2 separate regions of the Homo sapiens genome follow, and region 2 is linked to region 1. The links are chromatin loops, found by intact Hi-C in ENCODE. Cell type or tissue: mammary epithelial cell. All regions are shown on one strand.

Region 1 (5,000 bases):
AATTAATTTTTGTGTATGGTGTGAGGCAAGGGTAGAGATTCATTTATTTCTGTAGAGAGATACCTAGTTGTTCCAGAACTATTTCTTAAAGAATTTTCTTTTCCCATTGGCACCTTGTCAAGAACCAAATGGCCATGGTATGCATCTGTTTGGGAGTTCTCTATTTATTCCATTGACTTACTTGTTTATCTTTATCCCAGTACCTCCAGTAAAGTTTTGATTTCTGTAACTTCAGAATAAGTCTTAAGTCCAGTAGTGTAAGTGCCCCACCTTTATTATCCCTTTCCAAGGTTGTCTTGGATATTTTAAGTCCTTTGCTTTTTCATATAAAATTTAGAATCCTATGAATAAACCTGATGGGTTTTAAAATTTTTAAAATTTTTGTTTTATCAAATATGTTTTCTGGGCCAGGTGCAGTGGCTCACTTGTAATCCTAGTACTTTGGGAGGCTGAGGCAGGCAGATCACCTGAGGTCAGAAGTTCGAGACCAGCCTGGCCAACATGGTGAAACCCTGTCTCTACTAAAAATACAAAAATTAGCCAGGTATGGTGATGGATGCCTGTAATTCCAGCTACTCAGAAGGCTGAGGGAGGAGAATTGCTTGAACCTGGGAGGTGGAGATTGCAGTGAGCCGAGATTGTGCCACTGAACTCCAGCTTGGGCAACAGAGTGAGACTGTCTCAAAAAAAAAAAGATTTTCTGAATATATTGAAATGAGTTTTCTCATCTTGTCATGAGATGAAAATTTTTTTCTTTGCTCTACGGTTGTGGCGAATGTGCTACTATTATTGTATTGTAGTCTATCTCTACCTTCAGAGATAGTAATGTTCGTTTTATATACTTGGAAGCTCCAGTGTTGAGTGCACAGATATTTCTAATTATTATATCCTCTTGCTAAATGGACCCCTTTGTCATTATGTAGTGACCTTCTTTGTCTCTTTGCAATCTTTGATTTGTGTCTCTATAGGTGAAGTGGGTTTCTTATAGGCGGCATATAGTTGGGTCTTATTTCTTTATTTGTTCAGCCACTCTATGCCTTTTAATTATAGAATTGAGTCCATTTACATTCAGTGTTGTTACTGAAAAGGTAGGACTTATTAGTGCCATTTTCTTCCTTATTTTCTGATTGTTTTGTAACTCCTCTCTTTCTTCCTTTTCTTACTGTCTTTCTTTGTAGTTATTTTCTCTGGTAGTATGTTTTAATTGATCACTTGTTATTTTTAGTGAATCTGTTGTTGGTTTTTGTACTGTGGTTACCATCAGGCTTACAAAAAACATCTCATAGGTGTAACATGTGAATTTAAAGAGATAACAACTTATCTTAGGTCACACAAAAAATAGGAGCAAACAAGGAAAAAAACCCTCTACACTTTAACTCCACTCCTGCAACACACATTTTGACTTTATATTGCCTCAATTTACTTATTTTATATTGCCTGTCTCTTATCAAGTTGCTGTAGGTATTATTGTTTTTAATAGGTTTGTCTTTTGGATTCATACTAGGGTTATAAGTATTTATAAGTATATAAATACACAGTTATGGTATTAGACTACTCTGGGTTTGTCCGTATACTTGATTTTACCAATGGGTTTTGTATCTTCAAATGTTTTCTTTATTTACATTAATGTTTTTTCCTTTCAGAATAAGTAATTACCTTTAGCATTTCTTGTAAGATGAGTCTGGTGGTGGTGAATTCTCTCAGCTTTTGTTTGTCTGGAAAAGACTTTATCTTTCCTTCATATCTGAAAGATAACTTTGCTGGATAAAATATTCTTGGATGTCTGCTTTTTTTCACTCAGCACATTGAAAGTGTCATCTCACTCTTTTTTGGCCTATACAGTTTCTGTTGAGAAGTCTCTTGCCAGATGAATTAGAGCTCCTTTGTATGTTATTTGTTTCTTTTCTCTTGCTGCTGTTAGGATCCTCTCTTAAAAGAGAGAAAGGATCCTCTGTTTGTCATTGACCTTTGAGAGTTTGAAGATTATATAACCTTAGGTTAGTCTTATTTGGGTAAAAAATATTTGGTGTTCTTTTACTTCCCTGTACCTGAATATTTATCTTTTTCTCATGTTTTGGAAAGTTTTCTATTATTTCTTTGAATAAGGTTTCTACACTTCGCCCTTCCTCAACTCTCTCTTCAATACCAATGATGTTTAATTTTGTCTTTTCAGGTAATTTTCTGTATCTTGTAGGTGATCTGTTTCTTTTCTTTTTTCTTCTTTGTCCTCTAACTGTGAATATTTAAATAGCTTCTCTTTAAGCTCACTGACTCTTTCCTCTGTTCAATGCATTTTGCTGTTGAGGGCCTGTAATTAATTTTTTAGTCCAGCAAATGTATTGCTCAATTCCAAGATTTCTGTTTGATTTTTAAAAAATTATTTCAATCTCTTTGTTAAATTTCTCTGATAAATTTCTAAATTTGTTTTCTGTGTTATCTTGGAGGTCACTGCGTTTTCTCAAAACTATTATTTTGAGCCGGGCATGGTGGCTCATGCCAATAATTCCAGCATATTGGGAGTCTGAGGTGGGAAGATCACTTGAGGCCAGGAGTTTGAGATGAACCTGGGCGAGATGGTGAAACCCCATCTCTACTAAAAATACAAAAATTAACCAGGTGTGGTGGTGCATGCGTGTAATCTCAGCTACTTGGGAGGCTGAGGCACAAGAATCACTTGAACCTGAGAGATGGGGGTTGCAGTGAGTCAAGATTGCGCCACTGCACTCCAGACTGGGTGACAGATTAAGGCTCTGCCTAAAAAAAAAACAAAAAAAAAACTATTATTTTAAATTCTTAGAGAGTTCACATATTGCCTGCCATCTTATTAAGATCAGTCACTGGTTCCTTGTTTGGTTGTTTGAAAAAGTCATGGTTCCCTGATTGCTGTTGTTTCTTGTGGATGTACATCTATGTCTTTCATTTAAGGATTAGCTCTTTATTCCAGTCTTCTTGGTGTGGCTTGTTTTGGTTTTTATTGGATATGTTTGCTTACAGATTGTAATTTATCTGTTGACTTCTTTTTTTTCCTTGCTAGGTCACTGCCTTCTTTTTGTCACTAGATGGCACTTTAAGCCCAGGTTTGCTACAGTTCTAGTAAATGATCAGAGTGCTTCCCAGCCCAAATGGGGAGATGCCAAATGAAATATCGCAGTAGTGCAGGAAGGCTGCCTAGGGTGTTCTGCCCAGAGCACGAACCTGTTGAATGAACCTCCTACAGCATGGTGCTGCTGAAGAGCTACTCTGATTTGTGCCTCATTTCGCTGAGTTACAGAGGTTCCAGGGCTGAGGATGGCAGTCTCACTTCCCTCCTTTGTCTCTGGCTGCCCTCAGGAATAGTTTTCCTTTCAAGGTACTCCTGATGCTTCCCTTGGGTTGAGGCAGGGATGGGTCTCCTGCCAGAGAACCCAAGATGCTGGGGAAGCTGGTTGTCCACCTCAACCTCGGTTTTTCCAGTGTGGAAACTATAAGTCAGGGAGAAATTTTCCGTACACTTGGTGCTGAGCAGACTGGGAGGAAAGGCATTGTGGACACGAAAGTCTGATTCTCTTACCATCTTCTCAAAGTTTTTCACTTCTCTGTGGCCCCAGGAACTGTCTCATCTTCATATTCAAGTTTGACATATTGCTGGTAATAATCTCAGCGCTATATATTTGTTTTTGGTTTTCTGTGGAAGAAGCTTGATTCTATGCTGCCATTTTGGAACCCCTGGTGAAATTTTGATTAAGAAATATTCTGGGCTGGGCGCGGTGGCTCACGCTTGTAAATCCCAGCACTTTGGGAGGCCGAGGCGGACGGATCACAAGGTCAGCAGATCGAGACCATCCTGGCTAACACGGTGAAACCCCGTCTCTACTAAAAATACAAAAAATTAGCCGGGCGTGGTGGCGGGTGCCTGTATTCCAGCTACTCAGGAGGCTGAGGCAGGAGAATGGCGTGAACCTGGGAGGTGGAGCTTGCAATGAGCCACGATAGCGCCATTGCACTCCAGCCTGGGCGACAGAGCGAGACTCTGCCTCAAAAAAAAAAAAAAAAGAAAGAAAAGAAAAAGAGAAAAAAAAAAAGAAATATTCTGCAAATGTTTTTATATTTTACTTCCTTTTCAATTACCACCATCAGCATTCTGCAGCCATGTTATTGACAAGCACTTTCACATAGCTCTATACACCTCACCACATTGTTCTCACTCCCTTTCATAAATAGGAATTACTTCTAAGCCTCTGATTCTATGGACTCATCTTGCTTCATCTCTCTCAACATTCTTTGTATTCTGTCATCTGCAACCCTCTCTCTTCCTTTAAATTTTACTGCACCTTTTCATTAAAATATAAATGTAATTCCTATTCTTGGACCTAATGATTCCCTACTTTGGCTTCACATAACAGGAAGAACTCCAGCCTAAGAGTTAGGAATTTCTGATTTATTTACTAAGTACAACACCTAGCTCTCTCTTTACCCTCGGCTCCCACAATGGCTGTGCTGGTTCTCTCTTTACCCTGGGCTCTGCCACTGACTGTGTAGCCTCAGGCTATTAATTTAGCCATCAGAGCCTCAATTTACTTATTGTTAGGTGAAAAGATTAAATCACTGTTGTGGTTTTGTTATGTGATGGTGGTGGTTTGTTTTTCCTTTGTTAATACTAAAACTCTTTCAACAATCTAATGAAATTCATGAACTCTCTAAGGTAAAGCACATTCACACACACATTTTGCAAATAATTTCCAAGTGTTTACAAACTTCCCAGAGCCTATTCATGGACTTGAGCCTAATAATCCTTAGACTGGATATACCCCTTTCTTAATAGTTCTCTCTGGCACTAATTCCTCTTAAAATTAAAAATTAAAAAATTGCAATTTCTATTCCTGCTAAGAATTCATATTTGAGAAAAATGGTTCTGACATCTCTCAGCCATATTCTGATAATCAGAATTTTTAAAAGTCCCTATGCTAAGAAGGTAAGTGGTTTAGGCAAAAAAAGCTCCATAAATCTCAATCTCCTAACCT
Region 2 (5,000 bases), 1.5 Mb after region 1:
TCTCTGCTAATTTTGATATCATCTTTGTTAGGTAAGTCTGCAGTTTTACAAATGAGTAACATAAGCTTAAGATAAAAAGTGTCAAAGTCAAATTCCAACCCAGTTTTAACTGACCTCAAAAAACCTGCGCTGTGTAATCTCACTACCCTGTGTCCCATTACACAAGATGAACCACACTGTCCAATCTTGTGGTCAGGACTTGGACCAGATCTTCTTTGTGCACCTCCCAACTTTATAACAATTTACAAAAAACTTTCATATACAATCTTACTTGATCCTAACAATATGGCTGTAAGATAGTCAGGATGTATATTATGTATCTCCATTTTACAGAGAGATTATGCTCAAGGTCCCATAGCTAATCCCCAACCTAGGTCTTTTAGCTACAAGTCACTTTTGGCCTGTAAAGCACTTGATTTGTAGTTAACCAGTCTTGGCAGTAGTGATTACTATAGTTGGCTCAGTAATTATGATGCTATTGTGGGGATTTGGTCTTACTTCTGGTCAAAGTTAATGCCCATGTACTTAATGACTCATGAGGTATTTCTCTTACTGTATCATAGGAAATTTCTTAGGCATGAGGTAGACATCATTGTGCCTGATATAAGCACCATAATAGGGTTCCACTTTACTATTATCTAAATCTTTAGTCATTCTCCAACTCTGATGCAATTGATATGATTTCAATACATTTATTTTAATTGTTAAAAATAACGGTTGGACATGATATCATTGGATGTACAGAACTATATCAACCTAATGATATGTTTTAGAAAATATACTTGTATTACTCCCAGATAGAGAAGGTCTTTATTGTTTGTCTGAGACAGGGTCTCGCTTTATTGCCCAGGCTGTAGTGCAGTGGCTCAATCATGACTCACTGCAGCCTTGACCTCCTGGGTTCAAGCAATCTTCTGCCTCAGACTCCTGAGTAGCTGGGACTACAGGCACATGCCACCATGCCTGGACAACGTTTTTAAATTTTATTTTTGTAGTGATGGGGTCTCACTATGTTGCCTAGTCTGGTCTTGAAGTCCTGGGCTTAAGTGATACTCCTTCCTCAGCCTCCAAAATTGCTGGGGTTACAGGTGTGAGCCACCACACCCAGCCAAGAAGGTCTTCTTAATACCCAAAATGCAAAAGCTGAAGGAAAACAATGATTGATTCATTTTACCACATAAAAATTTTAAACATCTTTAGTATTAATAGGGATTATTATATTCTAAGCACTCATATTAAACTATATAAAATAGGTTACGATTACTGTGCCCATTTTACAGAATAGGAAGTTAGGATTTAGAGAGATGAAGTAATTTAGGGCTCTAATGGCTAAATTGGTGAAGCCAGGATTTAAATCCTATAAGCCTGACTCCAAACTCCATGTTCCTAAGCCCTGCATTATATGTATCTTCACTCATATTACAAAAAGCTTTATAGTCAAAGCTAAAAAGAAACAGACCTGGAGAAAATATATGAAATATGTATTCACACACACATGTTCCCATACATTAATAAGGACAACCCAATAGGAAAATAGGGAGCAGAAGCAGGCAGCACACAGAGGGGAAAACTTAAATGTCCAATAAATGAATGAAAGTCCAGCCCCTCCAGCAATCATGAATGCAAATCAAAAAAACAAAAAGATGTCATTCCTTATGAGTTTGACAATTCAGAAGTTGATTTTTACAAAGTATTCTTACCCCCATTAAGAGGGTAAGACATACTGTTTTGTACCCCTTGGCCGGGCGCGGTGGCTCATGCCTGTAATCCCAGCACTTTGGGAGGCCGAGGCGGGTGACTTGCTTGAGGTCAGGAGTTCGAGACCAGCCTGGTCAAGATCGTGAAACCCCATCTCTGCTAAAAATACAAAAATTAGCCAGGCACAGTGGCGGGCGCCTGTAATCCCAGCTACTCGAGAGGCTGAGGCAGGAGAATCGCTTGAACCCAGGAGGCAGAGGTTGCAGTGCGCTGAGATCTCGCCACTGCACTCTAGCCTAGGTGACAAAGCAAGACTCCATCTCAAAAAAAAAAGAAAAAAGAAAAAGAAAAAAAAAAGACTTTTGTACCCTTCATACACTGTTGTGGTAGTGCCAATTGACAGTCTCTTCCTTAGGGAGGGTCACCTGGCACTAGTCACAAACTCCACATACTCTTCAATCCAGCAGTCTCCCTCCTCAGCATCCTCTCCTGACACAGGCACATTCTACAAAGAGGCATGCACACTGATATTCATTGCCCTATTTGCAGTAGAAAAAAAAGACAACACCGGGCAGAATGACTTAGATTTTCATGGAAAATTAGTGGAAAAAGTTGTAAAATATGTACAATTGATTTATATACACACATACCCCCCTACTGCAAAGCAAACTATGTACGTCCATATATGGATGTAAAAGCATAGGAGAGTATACACAAGCACACCTGGAGCAGGAAAGGGTCTAGAAGGATTTCAGCTTTTTCTGCCATAAAGATTATTGCTAAAATACATACCACACAACAAACCAACCCATTTCCCACAAATATTACTGTTTGACTTCTCACAAGATACATATAGATTTTTATTGTGTCTCTTCCTTCTGTGTTTCTCTTTTTTCCTAACTGAACTTTGTTCTTTATGCAGGCCCTCTTCCAATCCTGATATATTTTAAAACCTTTAGCATTTCTGCCTACAATATTTGGGTTTTCTTCTTTTCCTGTCTTTATTTAATAAGCCCCATACAAATATTTTCCCCATAATCACAATGTTTCCTTTTCACCTTGCTCAAGAACTGAGTTATGAGCTCCAAATGAGGTCTTTAAAAATTTAGATAAACTCTACATTGGCTAAGTTTTAGTCATTTGCACTGCTAATAAAGATGACAAACACGCTGAAGAAGACTTCCTCCCTTATAAAGGGGCTAGCACAGAAGGCAATACTGTTCATACTTCTGATTCTTGATCACGAGAATTGCCTTAGGCAATTATAACAATGACTCCTCTGACACATAATATTATTCAAGCGAGACAGATAAAGGCGTATGTCCTGTGTCACACAGCTAGGTGGTGACAGCTGCCTTAGCATCAGCACACTGTGTTCCCTCTAATTTCTTCACTCATCTCTAGGTGGCAGTAAATCTGGTTCCGAATACTGACTTTGAGACTCGGCTTTCTCCACATCCTTCCTGTCACTTCCTTTGAGACTAATTCAGATTCTTTCCTTAGCTTCTATTTCCCCATTTGTAAAATTGGGATGATGAGGACATCTTCCTTGGGTAGCTGTGACAATGAAAATGGGATCATCATGCATCAGCCTTAGCCCCACGAGTGCCACAGTAAACTCTCAGTAAGTGAGGTTGTCATCATTATTGTATATTTAAGATTATCTACCTATTCAGAAAACCCTAGTGACAGAGTCTCAATTGCTTTTCTTTTCGCATGAATGATTACTTGCTGAATTCATCAACCTCTTTAACATTTACCTTCCTTTATTGTGCTGGAACATTTTTAATGTCTTTTGTGGCTTCTCACTATGACTGCTTTGTTCAAAACTTATACAGGTCGAGTATCCTTTATGTGAAATACTTGGGCCAGAAGTGTTTTGGGTTTTGATTGTTTTCAGATTTTGGAATATTTGCATATATGTAATGAGCTATCTTGGGGATGGGACCCATGTCTAAACACAAAATTCATTTCTGTTTCATACACACTTAGCCATATACACAGAGCCTGAAGGTAATCTTACATAATATTTTAAATAATTTTATGTATGAAACAGTTTTGAATGTCTTTTGACTGTGACCCATCACATGAGGTAAGGTATGTGGAATTTTCCACTTGTGGCATCATGTCAGCACTCAAAACGTTTTGGATTTTGGAGAATTTCAGATTTTGGATTTTCAGATTAGGTGTGTTCAATCTGTATATATGGGTAAGATTCAGTTGTCTCCTTTAATCCTCGGCTGAAGGAAGCACTAAAGATTTTGGGGCCTTAATCTCCCATGCAGTGACACTCTCAAAGCCATTGACTCAGCTTCTCACCTGGGCTTCCTTCCAGTGAGCCGCAGATAGCAGTCATAGATAATGGCAGGGGCCCGGTGGCTGACCGCATTCCAGTACTGTGATGTGAAGCTGTTGCTGGTAAAATTAGCATTTGGCCTCCTGAAAGGTCTCTCAAATGGGATTTTTTCAAAGGTTGCCAAGACTTGGACTCCTGGGGAAAAAAGAAAGTAAGTGCTAGAGGAGAAAAGGAGAATATAAGTCCATCATAGTGGAAAGCATTTGTAATGGGTCAAAACAATAAAGACGAAGGATTTGCTGTGTAGAGTCAAGAATCAATTTCTGAGAACAATATAAAGATTTTTGTGCTGGGCAAATGGTTATCTGCAAACTGAAACAGTGTGAATGGGTTAATAATTGGATTCTTTAGTTGAAGCATTTACTGTAAAACAAACTATTGGGGAAACACTTGTCAATACAAGGAGGTACTGTTCAGAAAAACATGAATCTGCCTTTAATTCTAAGGTCATCCAGTCTATTCTGAAAGCCCCAAGACAGAGGCGAGAGACCTTATTTCCCTGGCTGGACCATTACTTTCAGAACCATTTAGAAAGTTTCTTAACATTTTATTTGAATCTTTATTAAAGGTTTAAGTAAAAGATTGTAAAGATTCTCAAGGCAAGATTTCTTTGTGTTAGTCTACTTCAAATACTTCTCTGGGAATATGTTAGACTCAATTGTCCACTCTGGTATCCAGAGTTTTATTCATAATAGTATTTTTCTTTTTATATTATTACTTAGATTAAGCTTAAGAACTTTTTATGTACATTTGTGAATTCAGTAGTTGTTTCCAAAAGATATTCATTTGAATTCAATTTTATTTAATGTATGTAGGTTTTTTTTCAAAGCATATGCCTAAGCTCATTATTCAATTATGATGATATCACTTATTATGGTAATATGATTATTGCCCTCCTTAAAAAAATACCAGCTAAAATCTGTCTGAAAATATAAATCCTATACAA

What was found. Peaks named below come from ENCODE experiments on the same cell type or tissue, not always from the same donor. Only the 100,000 strongest peaks of a DNase experiment are listed, where the experiment ranks them.
Region 2: it touches region 1 in a loop (5-fold over the local background); 12 of 110 quality-filtered maps call a loop at or near these places.

What each region holds. Positions count from the first base shown.
Region 1 is chr12:30,805,695-30,810,694 of GRCh38, reverse strand. No RefSeq gene overlaps it. Among named protein-coding and RNA genes, the nearest start is that of LINC00941, 13 kb to the right of the region's middle. In mammary epithelial cell, a CTCF peak has its summit at 3,060 (motif pointing right); DNase peaks (open chromatin) are centred at 3,104 and 4,524.
Region 2 is chr12:29,316,030-29,321,029 of GRCh38, reverse strand. FAR2 (fatty acyl-CoA reductase 2) reads right to left here. Exons shown (of 12, transcript NM_001271783.2): 9 at 4,018-4,189. It overlaps FAR2-AS1 (FAR2 antisense RNA 1), which reads left to right and starts at 3,182. Exons shown (of 7, transcript NR_103860.1): 1 at 3,182-3,322. In mammary epithelial cell, a CTCF peak has its summit at 3,068 (motif pointing right); DNase peaks (open chromatin) are centred at 539 and 3,039.